Regions from separate parts of the Homo sapiens genome. Here all the other regions are linked to region 1. Evidence: chromatin loops called from intact Hi-C (ENCODE). Cell type or tissue: OCI-LY7. All regions are shown on one strand.

Evidence for each region. Hi-C counts contacts between places; a loop is a spot of excess contacts. Peaks named below come from ENCODE experiments on the same cell type or tissue, not always from the same donor. Only the 100,000 strongest peaks of a DNase experiment are listed, where the experiment ranks them.
Region 2: it touches region 1 in a loop (10-fold over the local background); 18 of 110 quality-filtered maps call a loop at or near these places.
Region 3: a loop joins it to region 1, with 7 times the contacts of the local background. A loop is called at or near these places in 52 of 110 quality-filtered maps.

What each region holds. Positions count from the first base shown.
Region 1 is chr12:108,801,561-108,806,560 of GRCh38, reverse strand. It overlaps SSH1 (slingshot protein phosphatase 1), which reads left to right. Exons shown (of 15, transcript NM_018984.4): 9 at 167-260; 10 at 1,377-1,505; 11 at 4,193-4,239. LOC101929204 (a long non-coding RNA gene) reads right to left here and starts at 4,431. Exons shown (of 4, transcript XR_945329.3): 1 at 4,027-4,431. RefSeq lists enhancers at 1-967, 4,012-4,965. In OCI-LY7, CTCF peaks have their summits at 2,654 and 2,859 (motif pointing right); a DNase peak (open chromatin) is centred at 2,880.
Region 2 is chr12:108,610,309-108,615,308 of GRCh38, reverse strand. No RefSeq gene overlaps it. Among named protein-coding and RNA genes, the nearest start is that of TMEM119, 15 kb to the right of the region's middle. In OCI-LY7, a CTCF peak has its summit at 2,993 (motif pointing left); a DNase peak (open chromatin) is centred at 2,968.
Region 3 is chr12:108,948,944-108,953,943 of GRCh38, reverse strand. All of the region lies in intron 6 of SVOP (SV2 related protein), which reads left to right. Among named protein-coding and RNA genes, the nearest start is that of SVOP, 70 kb to the left of the region's middle. In OCI-LY7, a CTCF peak has its summit at 2,613 (motif pointing right); a DNase peak (open chromatin) is centred at 2,643.

The DNA.
Region 1 (5,000 bases):
GTTTTCTGTGCACCTCTCCCTGCTGCCTGAGAACATGCACACCAAGAAGCGTGCTCTCCTTGCCAAGCCGTGTTCTGTTTAGACCCAGGAGCATCTGGCATTCCTGTAACCTCCGACCACAAGCTTTCTACAGCTCCTTGCTCTCCTAAACGTCATTTCTTTCCAGGCCCACTGAAGGGGAAAGGACCGAGCGCCTCATCAAAGCCAAGCTCCGAAGCATCATGATGAGCCAGGATCTAGAAAATGTGACTTCCAAAGAGGTAAGACAACTCCTCCCTTCATTGCAGGTCAGAGGTCATGCAGCCTCCATGTGTCCTGCTCCCGAAAGTGCAGCAAAAGCAGGCCCAACATCTGGTTGTCTTTACCTGTCCTCTGGTATCAGCCCCCGGAGGCTTTTTTCTGCCTCGTTCTACAATTGTATCAGGCCTCGGAGTCAGACTCCAGTTTGAGTCCAGATCTGCCGCTTATCGGCTATGAGACATTGAGTGAATTTCTTGACCTTTGTGAGCCTCACCTATATGGCCTTTGGGGAGAAGTCCATGAGATCCACAGACTGCACCGAGAAGCATTGATCTGTTTTAATAACACCCCCTTGTTCTCTCTTCTGCTCCCTATTACCTTGGGTTTTATGGAAGAGACAGCAGACTTATTTCTCCACAGGATGACAGCTTGACCTGCAAGTATCAAATTCTAGAATAATTTCTCTCTACCTTTTTACCTTTTCATGTTTTTTCCTGGATCACTTTTTTTTCCATTGCTTTTTATTCAAAGCATGCAATGAATTACAATGAGAGATTCAACTGGATGGATCTAAGAAGTTAAAATTGACATTTTAAAAGTTCATTTATAATCTTTTTTTTTTTTTTAAGAGACTTGGTCTTCCTGTGTTGACCAGGCTGGTCTTGAACTCCTGGCCTCAAGCAATCCTCCCACCAAGGCCTCCCAGAGTGCCGGGATTACAGGCATGAGCCACTCCATCCAGCCCTGTCTTTTAATTAATGAATACATTTTTTAAAAATCATATTGTGATATCTTTCCAAGAAAGATAGAACTGATTTTAGATTATTTGATGTATTTGACATTTAATTATAAAAGTAAAAGTAAGTTTAAACTTGGTAGAAGAGATCTCATGGAAATCAAATTCCTTATTTGAAATAATAAACTTTACCCAGTTGGGTTTACTTCTAAGCTGAATAACCTGCATTCCTGCCACCCACGCATGTATGTTGCGTGTATCTAAATGTATTACTCTGAAAGAGAAAAAACACCCACCTTTTTTGGAAATAGGCACAGTTTCCATTGTAACTTTAATTCTTTTGAGGTGGACGATTGTTTTCTTTAACAAATCACTTTTCCTAATATTTTCTACTCCACAGATTCGTAATGAATTAGAGAAACAGATGAATTGTAACTTGAAGGAACTCAAGGAATTTATAGACAATGAGATGCTACTTATCTTGGGACAGATGGACAAGCCCTCCCTTATCTTCGATCATCTTTATCTCGTAAGAGGCATGGCCCTGGCAGTATCTGGTTTGGGGGACATAAATCAGACCCTGGTTGTTTAAGAGTTTGTAGCAAGTCCGGGAGAAAAAGCAGGCAAAAAACTTGAGTTGCCAGAGCCTCCATCCTGGCTGGCAGGAGCTCCCCTCTTTGGCCCCTTCTCTGGCCTGCAGCCTGCTGATCTGCTCTTGAGCCAGCTGTTTGAGACGTGGCTTCCAGCTGAGCTGCGGGGAGTTGTTTGGGAGCTATTTGGCGTAGTCAACTGGCATGTGTTTCAGACTCTTGCAAACCCTTTGTCTTCTTCAGCCACTAACACATAGGCCCCATCCAGTTACTTCCAAGTGGTTTGTGGGCTAAAAAACCCCAGTTACTAAAGGAAGTGTCCTCACCAAACCCCAGAATTATGCCTAGGCATCCTGAGACATGAGAAACAACAGGGAGGAGAGATCACACAGCTGACACGGAGCTCCCGCTGAGCTTGTCCAGACAGCTTTTCCATGCACGGCTCCAGGGCCGCTGGAAGCCCTCACCCGGGTCCTGTAGCTCTGGGTGGGTTGTACTGATTTCTGTGCACCTCCACGGCTAGCTCAGATTGTTTTAATGCTGTGAATATCCATAGAAGGCAACTGGCAAGTTGTCAAAGTCAGAGAGGCTATAGAGGAAGGCACGTTACTAAAATTAGAGAGGCCTAGTGGTGTAATGAAAATCAGGGCCCACCAGGGCCGGGATTCCCACTCCTCAGCCTCAGCGGCTATGTGACTTGGAAGAAGTCACTTTTCCTCTTTTTTTCTTCATCCTATACCCCAAGGGATGACTATGAGGATTAAATGAAATACAAACTGGGCACAGTGGCTTATGCCTGTAGTCCCAGCTACTCAGGAGGCTGAGGGGGAGGATAGCTTTAGCCTAGGAGTTGGAAGCCAGCCTGGGCAACATAGTGAGACCTTGTCTCTAAAAAATATTTTTTTTAATAAAATAAAATTAAAAATACATATTTAAAGCACCGAGTACAGTTTTTGCAGGTGCTAACTAATGGTAACCATTGTTAGAGGAGAAAGTGCTTCCTGGGAAAGCTAAGGAAGTAAATTTACTACTAGAGACAAGAAAGACTTTGTTTTCTGTAGGAAGTAATTAAGAGTTATGTATATGTCATGATATCTATGTAGATAAGTAGATATGTATATTTTTTAATACATTTCTGTATACAAATCTATATAGATTTCATAGTGATTGATTAAAATGTATGTACATGTGTGGATTTGAAAGTGTGGGCAGTCCTGGGCACTGATCTCCCTGGAAGTCTGTTGATTTCCCTGGTGAGAAGGGAACAGAAGGCACCTTCCTTCTTTCTCCACTAGGTGGCAGTCACAGCAAGAGGACAGTCTCAGCTTCAGCGGCACTCGCGTTATGTTTTTAGTGTGGTTCAGTGCTTTATGTCACTTTTTCCATGAGAGATACTAAAGGAATTTTTATGTTTGGGCCTCTCCCTCAAATATGAAAATTCAGCTAGTGTCGCACATTGCCAGCTTGCTCAGGGCCCTGCCACCCCTGGTCCTGAGGGGTCTGCCCTCTTGGGAACTTGGGAAAGGAAGTTTCAAGGAAGACAAAGGTGGATTCTTTTGCTCTTTATGATACTATGTTGTTTGCATTTCCTAAGAGGAAAGTGATCATTTTTTCTTTTCTTTTTTTTTTTCCCCCGTTCCATGTCCTTTGAATGCTTGGGAGTGGAAGGTTTTTCAATGATACCATTTTTTAAAAGTACTAAATTAAAACATGTTGCAGAAAGTCTGAAAATAGAAATAAATCTAAAGAAGAAAAAAGCATTCCCGATCTCGCAAATCCAGAGGTAGTCCCTGTTAACATTTTGGCATATTTATTTTCCCATCTTCTGTTTTTTTGGGTTTTTAAAATGCATATATAGCTTCTTTGAAAACGCACAAAGAAAGAAAGGATCATACTGTTTATGTTTATATAGTCCTGTATCCTCCTCTCTTAAAATTTTTTTTCCTTACATGGTATTTGCCTGTGTCATTAAATATTCTGCAAAATTTATTTGTTTTAAAGACTCCATCATGAAGATCCAGCCTCATTTATTTTACTCATTTTTTCCCTTTGGACGTTTGGGTGGTTTCCACTGGTTTATTACAAATAATTATAAATATCCTCCTACCTAAATCACTGTGTGAGTTCTGATTATTTCCTCAGGATAGCTTTTTGTAAGTGGAATTACTGGGTCAGAGGGTGGGAACTTTTTCAGTATTGCCAAAATACTTCCCAGAAGGTAGAACGATTCCTGCTTTAATTAGTGGCTTGTGAACGTGCCCTTCCCTGGGTGGGAGGTCGCAGGTCATTGCCTCTGCTTACAGGACCCCCCCCCACTGGACTCTTAGGAAAGGAAGTGGGGAGACGGAGAGCAGGTTTTCCTGGACTTGCTGTTTCCCTAAGGCCAAGGGGCCAGTGAGGGCCGGGACCCTTCCCTCCCTCCGTCCCTCCCTCCCTTCCTCTCATGCTCTGAGTACTCACTCAGGAATCTCCTTGAATATCAGCCGCTGGTTCTCTCTGTTCTCTGAGGCCAATGGGGCCATGAAATAAGACCTCACCGCCAGAGCTAGGGCAAACCATGCATCCCCTGAGCAGCTCTGAGGCTGACATGTGACACTCACAGGAGCTTGTGTGATCTGTCTCCCAGGGCTCTGAATGGAATGCATCCAATCTGGAGGAACTGCAGGGCTCAGGGTGAGTCTCCTCCCCTTGTCTTTCCCTGTCCTTCCAGGCAGCTTAGAAACCCTCCACTCTGCCATGGAGGGGGAGACCTTGGGGCTGCCTGCCTGTAATTGCCTGCACCCTGGTCTCTGAAGTGGCTGCCAGGGGTTGATGTGCATAGCTAAACAGATGTGCTTCCAAACACCACGCCCTGAATAATTCATGGAGTTTAGATTGTGCCGAAGTCTCGCGTGATCGTGTGGATTGAGGAAAACTTAAAATTACACTCTAATTGCTGTAGGACCGCCTGGATATTGATTAGGCTCTGTGCTGCCTCACCCCCACCCCGCTTCCCTGCCCCGCACAGTTGCTGCAAACCCTAGTGTGGACGCAGAGGTCTGCTGGCTGTTGCGTTAGTCAGCAACCCTGATCCCTGGGCCACTTTGGGCTCTATCTGAGCTAATGCTTTGGGGCCTGGTGGGAATCTTGCAACTTTACGCTCAGTGTTGGCCAGAAGCATATGCCTGTCGTAGTCTGACAAACACTCAGCAGGGATGAAAAATGTTTCAATCTAGACCTTCAAGAACAGATGTCTGGACTTTTTTTTTTTTTTTTTTTAAAACAACACAGCCACAAAATCACCGTTCTGTGGGCCTGACATGATGACATTCTAGAATTACCACGTTTAAAAATCAAGACTAAACAAATCTTAAAATACATCTTTAGAACTACCGGTTAAGATGCATTCTTTCAACAGAAAGTATTCTTAAAACGTAAGGCCATACTCTTCTGTG
Region 2 (5,000 bases), 190 kb after region 1:
CTTGGGGGTGGGAAATGATTAGCAGCGGCTTGCAGGAACCCTCTGGTATGATGGAAACATGTTTTATTTTGGTCTGGTTGGTTGTCATACGGGTGTCTGCATTTGCCAAAACTCACTGAACTGCATTTTTACAATTGGTGCTTTTTACTGTGTGTAAAATATACCCCAAGAAGCAAGCAAACCAATAAGCAAGCAGGCAAGCAGGTGAATTCACAAGGCTGTGTGAACCCAGAGGTCGGCCAAGGCATGTGTGAGAGCAGGGGGCCTTGGGCATGCTCCTTGGAGCTCCCACAGCTGCTGTCCCTGCCCCTCCCAGGGACTGGGTGACGGGGAGGCCCAAGGAAGCCACATCTTTTGAGGTCCCCTGTGAATGTCCTTACCTTCTGCGGCTGTTCCCCTGCTCAGAGACTATCAATGGCTCCCCAGTGCCCAAGTCCACAAGAAGTTTCCAGCTTCCTCACTCGCTGCCCACTCACCTATATGTCTGCCTGTCTGGGCAAACCGGCCCTCTCACTCCTCCTCACCCATGCCCCACGGCTCCTGCCCTCTCTGCCTTTTGTTTCCACTTTTAGGGCTCAGCTCCCCCAGGCCCTGGAGATCTTTTTGGATCCAGCCATGTCTCTGGGCTCCTCCTTTGCTCACCCCCATCACCCTACTTGCTGCGGGGCAGTATTTCACCCCGTCTTTGCCCCAGTCCTGGGCACAGAGACCAGCTTGGTTGGCCAACAGTTAACTCCAGGTTATTCCTCCTCCATCTGGGGCCTCAATCTTTCCATGTGTAGAATGGGCGTCTCTGTGTCTGCTTATGCCATCAAGTGGCCACTGCTTATGTGTCCTTCCCACTCAGATAAGAGTCACACAAGGCAGGGATTTTTCATTCCCCAGAAGACTTGGGAAGGAGACAGAAGTCAGTCTGATGCCTGGTTCTGTCTTTGCCATGTGTCTCTCCAAGGCTCACAGTCCTCATCTGTAACATGGGATGCTCATAGGGCCCGGGGCACTGTAAACAATTACCCTTGACAATAGCAGAAGTCGACCTACCCTGTGAGGTTAGGTCTTATTCTCAACCCCATTTTATGGATGAGCAAATGGAGGCCCAGAGAGGTTCAGTGACTTGCCTAAGGCCACACAGCATGAAAAATCACAGATTCGGGAGTAAACTCCTAAGACTTTCTGGGGCCACCAGCCACCAAAGGCTGGCTCCTTGAGAAGGGGCTGGGAAGTCCCCAAATCTCCAAATCTCCAATTCTCCAAGCCAGGTCCTGGCGTGACTTCTCATCAGCCACAGAGCTCCTCTCTGGAGGCCACTCTGTGCTCACAGCATCCCCAACTGGGAGAGGGGGTCACTGGGAGGCAGTCACTGGGCACTGCCCATTCACGAAGCCTCTACAGAGCTGGGTGCCGGGGAGGAGGTGGTGCCAAAGATTGCTGAGGGAGCAGAGGGGGCTGCGTCCTTCCACCACCCCTGGACTCACTCTATGAGACCTTGGGCATGCCACCGCCTTCTCAGGCCCCGATTTCTCCTTCTATGAGATGGGAGACGTCTGTATTAGTTCCCCGCTGGAGGGACAGCTTCAAGGAGCCAGAAGCAGAACTGGGGGGAATTCCCAAGGCTGTGTGAGCCCAGAGGTCTGCCAAGGCGTGTGTGAGGGCAGAGGGCCTTGGGCATGCTCCTTGGAGCTTCCACAGCTGCTGTCCCTGCCCCTCCCAGGGACTGAGTGACCGGGAAGCCCAAGGAAGCCACACCTCCTGGAAGTCCCCTGTGAATGTCCTTACCTTCTGTGGCTGTTCCCCTGCTCAGAGACTATCAATGGCTCCCCCAAATAAGACAAGTTTCTATCATATTACAGGGTCCCTGCAAGTCCCTCCAAATCATTCCCTCCCCACCAAGGGTAACCACTGGTCTTTTCCAGAACTTATCATCGGAATCACACAATATAACATACAGCCTGGCCAGATTGTATGTTACCGTGGCTCACGCTTGTGACTCCAACACTGTGGGAAGCTGAGGCGTGAGGATCACTTGAGCCAGGAGTTCGAAACCAGCCTGGGTTGGGCAACATAGCGAGACCCCATCTCTACAAATTTAAGTAATTAGCCTGGCATGGTGGCGCACACCTGCAGTCCCAGGTACTCAGGAAGCTGAGGTGGGAGGATCCCTTGATCCTGGTAGGTCAAGGCTGCAGTGAGTTATGATTGCACCACCGCACTCCAGCCTGGCCTGCAGAGTGCAGGTGAATGAACCTGGTTGATGTAATGGGTACTGCCCTGAGAGAGGCCTCCCACCAGGCAGCAGAAGGCTGCAGCTTGGGAGAGAGGGAAAACCTGGAGGCAGGACTGTGAGAACGTCTGCCCAGAGGCGGGACCTGCAGCTGTGGGGAGAGGTGGCATTCCTCAGAAAAGGATGTGAGCCTTTGCCGATATGACACCTCTTGGTAATGGCAAAGATGTTCTCACACCCCACGTGATGGGATATTTTTTATATCCACTGGGAGAGAAACCAGGTAATGACAAACAGCTCCTGTGTGAACAACTTTTTTTTTTTTTTTTTTTTGAGACACAGTCACGCTCTATCTCCCAGGCTGGAGTGCAGTGGCACAATCTCAGCTCACTGCAACCTCTGCCTCCTGGGTCCAAGCGATTCTCATGCCTCAGCCTCCCAAGTAGCTGGGATTACAGGTGTGCACCACCATACCCAGCTAATTTTTTGTATTTTTAGTAGAGATGGGGTTTCGCCATGTTGATCAGCTTGGTCTGGAACTCCTGGCCTCAAGTGATCCGCCCCACCTCGGCCTCCCAGAGTGCTGGGATTACAGGCATGAGCCACTGGTGAACAACTCTTTCTAATGTCTTTCACTGACGTAGCCCAACTGCCTCTAGAGACAGTCGACAAAAGATCAAACCTCTGTGTTTGAGGTGTCGTGTGAATTAGGGTCGAAACATGGTTAGCCTTGAGGACTTTTGTGGTGATCATGCTGTACCGCCCCCTGGGGGCAGAAGTGGACAGAGACCTGATTGCTGAGCATTTAGGGGCACAAGGTCTCTCGACCCCTCACTCATGCACTCGCCCACACAGTCCCTGGGCATAAAATGCTGTGTGCTTGTGGGAAGGAATTGTGACTCATCTTTGCCCTCAGCCTCTAGTGTGATCCTAGCCCAGAGTAGGTGACTCAGAAATGTTTGTGGAATATTCCAGCAACTTGGAAGAGGTAAAGAAAATAAGGCAGCCCCAGGTGTATGATCAATCAAACATGATTCAGCAATTGAAAATGATGTTTTTGAAGGATAATATGGAAAAATGCCCTTGACATGATGTTAAATGAACTCTGAGCCTTAGTTTTTTCATCTGTGAAATGGGATAATAATAGTATCATCTTGCAGGGGTGTTGTGGGGATTTAATGAGACTGGCATGGAAAGTACTTAGCATGATGCCTTGCAGAAAGTAAGTCCTCCGTAAATAGTCGCTAGAAGGTTAAGTCCTCCATAAATCGTGGCTATAAGGTAAGTCCTCCATAAATCGTGGCTATAAGGTAAGTCCTCCATAAATCGTGGCTAGTAGGATTATCAAGTATGAAGAAAACATGACCAGAAGGAAATATACCAAATTATTGAGAGAGGTTAGTCACTGAGGGTAGGATTTTGGGTGAGCTTAATTTGCTTCTTTCAACTTTTCTGTGTTTTCCTAATATTCCCAAATGGACAGAAAGAAACCCAAAGTGTTAGGAAATCTAGTGGCCCCAGGCTTTATCCTTTAGTTATTAATGCCCAAACAGGAGTGCTCTGAGCTAGTGGTTCTTCCCCGGGGATGATTTTGCTCCCTAGGGGACATTTGGCCATGTCTGGAGACGTGTTTGGTTGTCACGATCGTGGGCATCTGGTGGGTGGTGGTCAGGGATGCTGCTCGACATCCCACAGTGCACAGGACAGCCCCCCACAGCACAGAAGTCCAAAAGTGCCGTGGTAGAGAAACCCAGCTCTGTGGCTTCCCCTTCGGCAGTGTGGGATTCCCAGAACCCCCCTTCCCAAAGATTTCTGGAAACCCAGAGATGCTTCTGTGTCATCATGAACATGGTTGTTGTGCATCCCTTGGTGGCTGGAGGGCTGCAGTGGTTGCTGCCTCTTTTCTAGCACACACACAGGGCCCCCCAGAACTGGGCACACCTATGCCCAAGGTTGGCAGAACCAGAACGCCACGCCGAGATGTGCGTCGGGACAGCCTTATTGCTGCTCCTGCCAAGAAAAAAGGAGAAAGGAAAGGGCCCCATGGCAGGGAGACCTAAGCACAAAAGTGGCACAAGCACAGCCCCTTTCACAGGCACAGGGACCCTGCCAGGGTGGCCGAGTGAGGGTGAGTTCTCACAACGGTGGTCAGTCTCAGCCCTGGTTCTGAGATGCCCACTACTCCCTTGAGGTAGCTCTTTCTGGAGTCCCTGTTATCTGGCTTTGTGCCCGACCTCCAAGCCCCTGAGAGGGAGAGGCTTCAACTGATTTTCCTGAGAGGTTCAGTAGCCCCTCCGCAAATTTCTGGATACAAACAAATGCGTGGGCTAGCAGGATTGTCTGATCCTATCAGCAGAAGCTTCTGGGCCCTGACTCCTGCCCAGCTCAGATGCCATCTCATCTGTTGACAGTCATCTAGCTTGGACGGGTGAAGAAAAGCTCCCGTCACCTCCCACTCTGCACCGGCTCCACGAGCTCTCTTGCTCTTTTTCAGGTAGTGCTGCCTCAGGGCCTTTGCCCTTGCTGTTTCTTCTGCCTGGGGCCCTGTTCCCAGATATCTGCACAGCTGGCATCTTCTCATCCTGTAGGCCTCAGCTTGGATGTCACCTTCTCAGAGAGGCCCACTCTGCAGCCCTGCCCCCAGATATTCACTAGGACACCCCCTTTTCCTTTCAAGGCACTGGTGACGGTCAGAGTGATGTTGATAGATTGATTTGCGCTGCCTGTGGGTGGGGCCTGTGTCCCTCATGTCCACTCTCTCCCTGTCCCTGCCTGGTGC
Region 3 (5,000 bases), 150 kb before region 1:
GACGGGGTTTCACCATGTTGACCAGGCTGGTCTCGAACTCCTGACCTCAAGCGATTCGCCTGCCTCAGCCTCCCAAAGTGCTGGGATTACAGGCATCAGCCACCACGCCCAGCCTAAATATCTGTTTTATCTGTGAGGAGGGCAAATAAAAACTAGAAACAAAATTGCAGAAGAAATATTTAGCCACCCAAGAGAGCCACTGGCTTCCCACCACTGTAACTCTATCCACTTACATAAAAATAATGTCTTAAATTATACAATGTTCCTATCTAGTTATAAAAATGGCTCCCTTAAGTTCATTATTTAGAAACATTTAGTTGGAGATATTTTGATGTGATTAAATGCAATTAAAAGTTTCCATTAATTTACAATAGCTTTATCCTATTGCAGCAACTCATAAAACCAGATGAAAAAGATTTTGCTGTATAATTCTTAAAAGCTCAACAACCAGAAGTCCTTGTAATGTACTCTGAATTTTAAGTATAAATGTCAATTAGGGCCGGGCGTGGTGATCACGCCTGTAATCCAAGCACTTTGGGAGGCTGAGGCGGGCAGATCACCCGAGGTCGGGAGTTTGAGACCAGCCTGACCAACATGGAGAAACCCTGCCTCTACTATAAATACAAAATTAGTTGGGCGTGGTGGCACATGCCTGTAATCCCAGCTACTTGGGAGGCTGAGGCAGGAGAATCGCTTGAACCCAGGAGGTGGAGGTTGCAGTGAGCCGAGTTCATGCCATTGCACTCCAGCCTGGCCAACAAGAGTGAAACTCTGTCTCAAAAAAAAAAAAGAAAAAAAAAAAAAAAAGTCAATTAGATCATTAAGGAGCCCATTCCTCTACGCTGATCTGTGCTTTTCTACAACCCTCCTTCTCTCCTCCCTTCCTCATTCTTTTCTTTCTTTCCCCAAAGTAGATATAATAATGGAGCTTACCAAGTGCTGGGCACTTTGCTAAATGTTCTGCTCAGACTAACTTACTTGGTCCATTGAACAACTGTTTTATCCCCGTATGACAGATGTGAAAACTGAGGCTTAGAACTCACAAGGGACTTGCTGGAGGTCAGATAGTTATTATTATTATTTTTGAAACCGGATTTCGCTCTGTTGCCAAGGCTGGAGTACAGCAACACGATCATACCTCCCTGCAGCCTCAAACTTCCAGTCTCAAGGGATCCTCCCACCACAGCCTCTGGAGTAGCTAGGAGTACAGATGTGTGCCACCACGCCCAGCTAATTTTTAAAATTTTTTGTTGAGATGGGCTGCAGGGCACAGGGTGGGCGGTCTCACTGTGTTACCCAGGCTGTTCTTGAACTCAAGTGATCCTCCCATCTTGGCCTCCCAAAGTGTTGGGATTACAGGTGTGAGCCACCGTGCCTGGCCAGATAGTTATTAAGTGTAGTGTAGGGGGCCTGGGCACAGTTGCTTATGCCTGTAATTCCAGCACTTTGGGAGGCTGAGGCAGGTGGATCACTTGAGGCCAGGAGTTTGAGACCAGCCTGTACAACATGGCAAAACCCCATCTCTACTAAAAAATATAAAAATTAGCCAGGCGTGGTGGTGCACACCTGTAATCCTAGCTACTTGGGAGGCTGAGGCAGGAGAATCACTTGAACCTGGGGGTTAGAGGTTGCGGTGAGCCAAGATCGTACCACTACACTCCAGCCTGGGGAACAGAGTGAGACTCTGACTCAAAAAAAAAAAAAAAAAAAAAAGAGAAAAGAAAAAAAAGTGGAATGTAGGGTTTGCTTCTACTTTGTAACAAACCACCTTTGCATTCATGGTTTAAAACAATGATTAATTCAACTCATGATTCTGCAGTGAGGCAGTTTGGTGGCTCCTCTAGACTCCATGGGACTTGCTCATGTGTCTTCAGTCCACTGAATCATGGGGCACCCAGGCACCTGGTCCCATGGCATCTGAACAGGGGTCAAAGGCAGCAAGAAGAAGCCACAAACCTTCTTGAGGCCTATACTTGGAACTAGCATAACATCATTTCTGCTACATTCTGGTGGTCAAAGCAAGTCACAAGGCCACACAGATCCCCAGGAGGGGAAAATGAACTCTTGATGGGATGTGCTGCAGTCATACTGCAAAGGTGCATAGATACCGGGACGGAAAATATTGGAGCAACTTTGGCAAACCAGTTGCAACTGGGTTCAAATCCAGGTGTGTCTGGTGCCAAAGCCCTTACCATGTTGAACAACAATTTCAAAGGGGTTTCAGGCATATATAGTCAGAAGGTCCTGTTAAATCATTTATATCCACGGCGTTTCTGGTACTGACTTGGAGAATGACTCTGGAGTGTAGGCTGGTGGTTCTTAACAGTTTTCTAGACCCTTTAAGGCAGATAAGAGGAATCACATGTAGAATCCCAGATTAATTACACTTTCTCTCTACGGAGGGACATCAAGAAGGAATAGACTTTAATTCAAGCAAGGGAATTAAATACAATTTTATTTTTGTCATTAGAGACAATATACTTTTGTTTTACCAAATTTAGGAAATGCAAATAAGCACCAACAAATAACAAATGATAATCACCTGTTATTGCCCCGTGTCTCTCCACGAAAACATCAATACAGGTTGGCACTGGGCCCATGTGTTTTTTACCTCCAGTAGAGGGCGCCATGCACCGCAGCCAAACACCATTTATGTAAGCGGCTGCGGTGGGAAACCTGGAGTAAGGTAACCCACGCCCTACTTGTGTTTTAGCTGCTCTTAAAGACAGTACCTCAGGTAGCTGCCCAGCTGTTCTACCTTGAAACCTGCCTCAGAATGATCTTCAAATTGGTGTCTACAATGAGCTTATACACAAAGCCTGTCCTCGTTCCTCCAAAGACCAGGCAAAAATGCCAGGCTGAGATCACAGGTTCTTGCTTTCCAAACACGTGATCCAAATGGCAAGCCTCTAATTGCCCAGTGCTGTAAATGTGATTATTTGCAGTGGGAATTTATTTATGCCAGAATCAGCTGATTCTTGGCATTGCTAATTTCATTGCTCATTCTTTTATTTTTCAGTCTGATTATAATAATTGCCATACTTTGGATAAAGATCAAGTAGCTTGCTTTCATAATGAACTGCTGTAAATAATGGCCAAATATGGGGCACAACAATTATAGGAAAAGATGTTTCTTGTGGCACAGGTGGCAAAAGCAAGAAATTGAACACAACCTAAGCATTCATAATTAGGGGGCAGTTAAATAAATGATGATACTACCGAGGTGAGGAAGACTATGCAGCTGCTAAGAATAATGCTCAGCTGGGCATGGTGGCTCATGCCTGCAATCCCAGCACTTCAGAAGGAAGCTGAAGCAGGTGGATCGCTTGACTCAGGCATTCAAGACCAGCCTGGGCAACATGGTGAAACCTTGTCTCTACAAAAAATACAAAAATTAGCCAAGTGTGGTGGTGCACACCTGTAGTCCCAGCTACTCAGGACGCTGAGGTGGGAGGATCATCTACCCCAGGAGGTCAAGGCTGCAGTAAGCCATTATCGTGCCACTGCACTCCAGCCTGGGTGACAGAATGAGACGCTGTCTCAAAAGAAAAAAAGAGTAATTCTTGGCCAGGCATGGTGGCTCATGCCTGTAGTTCCAGCACTTTGGGAGGCAAATGCAGGAGGATTGCTTGAGCCCAGGAGTGTGAGACCAGCCTGGACAAAATAGTGAGACTCCATGTCTACAAAAAAAAAAAAAAGAAAGAAAAAGAAAAATTAGCTGGGCATGTTGGTGCATGCCTGTCATCCCAGCTACTTGGGAGCCTGAGGCAGGAGAATCTTTGAGCCCAGGAGCTCAAGGCTGCAGTGAGCTATGATTGCACCATTACACTCCAGCCTGGGTGACAGAACAAAACCCTGTCTCAAAAATAAATAAAGCTGTAGATCTACCTCTATTAACATGAAAAGATTTCCATATTGTCTTACTGAAGCGGAACCTAACACAGAAATTTAAGAGCAAGAAGTTTCCTCTGGGAGACTCAGCCGCAGGTCCTCCAAATGGTCCCACTTCAAGGATGAGGGAACTGTCCAGTGAGGGCTACTCCCGGGAAGTTTAAATTCTTCGGCACTTCTGGCCTGCCACAAAGGCTGGCCAGCCAAGCTTTACTGACCAGAGAAAGTTCTCTGGAAAGGGTCACAGGTACTGGCAGTTAGAAGGTGGACTGGCATGCGTGGACATGCTAAGAATGGGGATGTTTGGGTGGAACGCTGACAGTGTGCTGTGTATGTTAAGAAAAAAAAAAAGAAGGAAAGAAGTAAGGGAGGGAGGAAAAGGTAGGAGAGAGGGAAGGAAAGAGAAGGGAAAAAGAAAGAAATAGCATGTTAGTTAAATTTATGTATTTATTTTTTTCATAGAAAAGAGGCTGAAAGATTGCAGGCCAGGCACAGTAGCTCATGCCTGTAATCCCAGCACTTTGGGAGGCTGAGGTGGGTGGATCACTTGAGGTCAGGAGTTCGAGACCAGCCTGGCCAACATGGCGAAACCCCATCTCTATTAAAAATACAAAAAAATTAGCTGGGCATTGTGGCATGCACCTGTAATCCCAGCTACTTGGGCTGAGGCAGGAGAATCACTTGAACCTGGGAGGCAGAGGTTGCAGTGAGCCTGAGATCGCACCACTGCACTCCAGCCTGGATGAGAGAGTGAGACTCTGTGTGGGCAAAAAAAAAGCTGAAAGATTGCAAAGCAAACTCTGATTAGTAGTTATGGCTTTGGGGGAGAGGAATGGGAGTTGGGGTCATAGGGAGAGGAAGAATCATCATATACTCTGCATGCTTATGTATTGCTAAATTATTTTACAATGAGATTGCATTCATATAATACTCTATAACTAAACAAAAAAACAGAATGAAAAGACTTCATGATATACGTTATAGGTTTGTTATAAAAACAAATCCTCGATCTCTAAGGACAGAAATAGCTTTGCCCTTAGAATATCCTGCTGCACATTTTTGCATGATTAGTAGTTTGACTTCGATTTGGTAAAGGAAAGGTAAACATG